2 separate regions of the Mus musculus genome follow, and region 1 is linked to region 2. A link is a loop called in an ENCODE intact Hi-C map of the cell type or tissue named here. Cell type or tissue: heart. All regions are shown on one strand.

What was found. Peaks named below come from ENCODE experiments on the same cell type or tissue, not always from the same donor. Only the 100,000 strongest peaks of a DNase experiment are listed, where the experiment ranks them.
Region 1: a loop joins it to region 2, with 2.9 times the contacts of the local background. A loop is called at or near these places in 5 of 42 quality-filtered maps.

What each region holds. Positions count from the first base shown.
Region 1 is chr6:119,347,066-119,349,565 of GRCm38, reverse strand. It overlaps Cacna2d4 (calcium channel, voltage-dependent, alpha 2/delta subunit 4), which reads right to left. Exons shown (of 38, transcript NM_001033382.3): 35 at 2,315-2,432; 36 at 728-840; 37 at 389-471. Among named protein-coding and RNA genes, the nearest start is that of Lrtm2, 18 kb to the right of the region's middle. In heart, a CTCF peak has its summit at 1,113 (motif pointing right); a DNase peak (open chromatin) is centred at 1,105; H3K27ac peaks cover 349 bases.
Region 2 is chr6:118,645,610-118,648,109 of GRCm38, reverse strand. The region is part of intron 29 of Cacna1c (calcium channel, voltage-dependent, L type, alpha 1C subunit); the gene reads left to right. Among named protein-coding and RNA genes, the nearest start is that of Gm38887, 51 kb to the right of the region's middle. In heart, a CTCF peak has its summit at 1,270 (motif pointing left); a DNase peak (open chromatin) is centred at 1,239.

The DNA of each region.
Region 1 (2,500 bases), 700 kb before region 2:
GGTAGTAAGGTCCCTGGCTTAGGGGTTAATAGATACCAGTCGCTATTGTCATTAGCTAAGTCATGGTAAGTAGCGCTGAGGTGTCTCAGAAGTCAGGAAGGATGTGAGGGGAAGCTTACTGGGCTCCAGGCCCTAGAAGTACAGATGCCCTTGGGTCCTTTTCCCTTTCTCTCTGTCTGCTTTCCTTTGCCCCTCCCCCTCCCCCAACTGACCTGGAACATCCTTGCTTGCCACTGCTCCTTATTCTGTGTATCACACAACATCATTGTGGATGCAGGGCTCCCCCAGCATGATAGACACATAGTCCAGAAATACTCATGTCCCAAGAAGCCACACACAGGACAAAACTAGGGGTCAAAGGCCAAGCCTCTTAGTTCATAGCCCGCACCTCTGGATGGAAGGCATGGCAGGAGCCTGGTCGTCTCCGGGGCTTCTGGGAGCGCATCCTGTCACACTTGACAGAGGCATTATGTGCGGAGCTCACTGTCAAGGTACAACTCTCCACAGTTCCAGAGATCCTGAAGGTCAAGATCTGTGAGGTCAGTGGCCCAGCAAGCAGGTACAGGCTGGGCCGCTCCCTCCCCCTCCCCCTCCTCCCTCCTCCCCCTCCCCCATCATGGTGCTGGATGCAAGGGAGGACAGTGAGAAGCTGGACTCTGCAACCCAAATCTGAGCTGCTCTATGATCTCTCAGCCACCCCCTTCCCCTTGGAGGGTGGGAAGGATATATTTGACTTCTGTGGCCTCCTGGAGGATGGGAGAGTGGGCGCTGCAGTCACAGGTGCGGTCTGTCACGAGCAGGAGCAGGTTGCTTCGGGGAATCTGTTGCATCACGAATGTCCTGCAGCAGAGAGGGCAATGGGCTCTGAGTCGCAGGAAGTGCAGCCTCCAGGAGAAGTTCTCTGGGGAGAGACCTTCTGGAGCCCTGGGAAGGACAGGCAGTCCCAGGAATATTGAGACCAATAGCTCAGTACTTTTACATGAACCGTCACAATGCCACCCCTCCATTCCCAGTAGCCTGGAGAGGGTGAAGAAGGAGCTGTCATTAACACCCACAGGGATCATTTCCAGCAAACAGGCATATTACCTCTGTTAGAGCCAGAGAATTTGCAGTTCTGGGCTTGGCCACAAGATGGCACCAATGCTCCTATATATAGCTTGGGTTGGGGGGTAGGAAAAGGTCTTTATGTGTTACATACACAGCTAGGAAGGTTATCACCAAGCATTTTGTATGGGGTGGGTGATGTTAGACACACACAAGTAAGTATATAGCACACATATAAACTCACATGTGGCCATTACACCATTATGTGAACTTGGTATAGTTCCCATTGTGCACAGGACAAAACAGGCTAGAAGCTTGTCTGCAGTTAAGACTAGAGATGGAAAGGATCAAAGGCAGAGTCAAGTCTGTCTGCTGGGAAGCCCTTCTTCTCTACTATCCCCTCAATGGTTCCTTAAAGCCCGACATAAGCACGCCAATAGTGTTAGCCCCAGGAAGGCTGCTGTATGTGTACTTAAGATGTTACACATGATGAAGAGGCGGCAACCTAGATCTGTCTAGCGCCACAATCTGAGCTTACACAATAGTTGGCCTAGCTCTTTGGTTCCCCAGACATCCTGGTGGCCCCAGTAAGCTGCAAGACTGGCCAAGGGAGGTCCCTGGAGGTACTGTCCTCCTGGGTTGGGACAGATGCCTCTAGGTTGGTTTCTTCAAAGTTTAGCGTGGGAAGTCAGTAGGTGTGGCCTTCCAAGCTGGTCTGGATGAAGCTAGGGACTTTTACCCAGGAGCTAGCCTGACTGGATTCTGCTTAGAAATTCAAGACTTGGCCTGGCGATGCCCCAGGCTCTGACAGCTCCAACCAAGGCTCCTACTCCTACCCTGTGCCTTTGCTGAGAACACCCCAGTCCTGCACATAGTTCCTGCTCTGTACGGGGCAGAACGTCCTGCCTCTTTCCCAGCCTGTCACATAAGTGTTCAAGGCCCTGACGCTACCTTGCTCTGAGCGGAGGGGAAGCAAGCCTGCAGGGGTTTCCAAGAGAGACCCCGTGGCCTTGGACTTCGACTCACTGACTTGGGAATTGGTCTCTGGATCCTTGGCCCTGTGTCTCCTAAAGCAGACAACCAAACTGTCCACACCCACTCCCCTCCCCTCTGCTCCAGTCTGGGTTTTTGCTGCACTGAAGATCAGGATACCGAGAAGGGCAACTCCTCTCTGAGATGAAAGGGACTCCTTTCCTCCTGTGGAGACTTTCCTATGGGTGCCAAGGGCAAGACGCCGTTGGCCGGATTCCGTGGCTGCCTGGAGACTTACTTCTGGCAGCCCCCACACTCGATGATGCCATTGGCTTCCTGGATGGCCGTCTGATGCACGAACACTGGGTACTCTGTGTCACAGGGGTGCAGCAGGTCCTGCTTCTTGTGCTTGTGGGCTGTGGGTGACAGAGGAATGTGTGTGAGGAGGGTTACCACACATCACAGAAGGCCTTAGGGAACCCAT
Region 2 (2,500 bases):
TCCTGAAACTCACTCTACCCTCCATGGCTAGAGTCATTGTCTTCTAGAAAGTCCCTGGGGCACCGAGTAGGGGACTTAGGGATCCGAGTATTGGTTGCTTAGTAAGGAGTAGCCTAGTGTAGGAGAGAAAACGTTGTCTACCAGAGCCTCCTGGGAACTCAGCAGTCTAGAGTAACGTCAGCATCGTGCGGACATATTCGATGATGAATCAGTCAAAAGGACAAAGAGAAGGAATGAAAGGTGGCTCCAAGCTCCCTGACTTGCCCCTCAGGGACTGAGCCAGTACAACAGTTCATTGACTTTGAGGAGAGTGGGGAGAGGCCAGCCTGAAGGGGCTGCAGAGATGGATTGGGTTTTAAAAGCTATTAAAGTCTTGAACAGGCAGTGTGGACAGGAGCTCTGTTTTCGTAGTCTGCACTACATGTGGCCTTCCTAAGTAGATGCTCCAGGAGAGCTGCTCTGGACTCTCGTCTTCCCAGAGAGGATGTGCATGGTAAGCTAACAGGTGGGGCACTGGGGAGAAGGAACTGGGGGGAGGACATCTGGAGGCTAACAGCTGGCATGGCCAAAACAAGAGACCAAGACAGAGCACGATGTCTCAGGCTAAAGGGCTGTGTGAGGGATGCAGCTACAGAGAAGTAAGGGAGAGGGAACAGAGACCCGGAGCATGCACTGCTTGTCCTGAGAAACAGGAGGGGACGCTAGATGTTCAAGTCCCCTTATTAGTCCCCTCTGTGAGTAGTGAGTGGTTCAGAGGACTATATTTCCTCATAGTCATCTCGACCCAGACAATTTAGTCTAAACGACTTCAGGAGTAAGTAAAACGTTTTCTTTTAAAACTTGAATTAGCCTCTTTTTTAGATGAGTGGTCTTAAACCCTTTCTAGACTTACAGTTTATATGTCATGATAAATATTCTGTAATTCATATTCTATTATTTTAATTCCAAGACATTCAGCATAAAATGTTGAAAATGAGGATTTCTTAGCCATAATGTAAAGGGTGTGTATAGTAAAAGACCCACAGAAGTTGAAGACAACAGAAGAGCAAAGGTACAGGACCTTGGACTAAAAGCCAAAGTTACAGCAGGCCAGTTTTATTTGTACACGGTACCTACATACGTGTTTCTCAGAAGACATGTGGTTACATCACACTTAAGACACAGCTGCCCCACACAGCAGGATATGTGGTATCCCTAAATCTGCAAAGCTGGCTTGGTCACCAGGACCCACTCTGTAGCTCTACCCAGTTCCGCAGTGCCCCCTGGAGGCCGACCAGTGGAATAAAGAGCAGGGTGGAACTTCATAGAGCCTCTTAACTGGATTTAGTTGAAATCTGTTTACCTTAGCTACTAAGAATCAGTGTCTTTCACTGTCAGTGAAACCCATGGGACCACAGACTCACCACACATGTCACTTAAAGAAATAGAAACGGAAAAGAGGAGGGAGAGAGACTAGGACATGCCACAGCCCCTTCTGCTCCTCTGGCCTCATTAGGAGAGCCCAGTGGCCTGTGGGTGTGCAGCCAGCCCCGGCTTGCTTTTTAGCAGCTGATTGGTAAGAAGGCATTCCCCTGATTATTGTTTATTTGTGGTGTGCCCACGGACACCTGACGTGCACAGTGCCCAGCAGACAGGCACAAACGAGCTCCTCAGGAGGGGCCTCCTCGCCACAGCGCTTGTACCCAGAGATTTGCATATTGTTGCAACGTTGTGACAGGTTTCTTTCCTGCATGGTGCTTTTACCGTGAATGATAAAAAAATAATTATATGACTTACATAAAGCCTTAGTGTGGGAAGGGAAGTATTAGCTATTACACTTAATTATTTAATGTGGAAACGTATTCACACTGTGTAAAAGCCCAGTGGGAAGGTACACTGTGGTTCCCTGTCTCTGATCCTGCCACTGGAAAAGAAACTGAAGGCATGAGAAGAGGGATTCCCAAACCCAGAGGGTGTTGAGGCAGGAACTCAACCCAGGCAAAGCAGTGGCCCTCCTCCGCAGGAGGGGCCTTCCGTGAAGCAGGAGCCATCATGAGAGGAGGCAGTCATGGCAGCCACAGTGGGCATCAAGCACTCCCTCAGATGCAGACCTTGCAGTACCTGACACTGCACAGACTTCATATTCCCACAGAGGCACACGCAGTTGCTATTGCCGTGTCCTATGTGAGTGAGCTGAGGCACTGAGAGGTTAAAACGCTTGCTCTCGGCTCTCAAGCCTCATCTCTGAAAGCGAAAGCAGCCCACCATTATGTTTGTGTCTTATTACAAAGGCGGTGCTGGTGGCTGGATCTAATGGTCTTCATAGCATCATGGCTTTGCAGTCAGGCACACATGGGGCGAGCTGATGAAAGAAAGATGCTAAGCCGGAAGGAGCATGTCTTGCCTGGGTTGTGAAGGCTTCCCTAGAGCCTGGGCTATCACACTGTTTAGAGATCTGCAGCAAGACTAAGCTCTTTCCCACTCAAAAAGGGCAGCCTGCTCTTCCAGTACCCACTGGCAT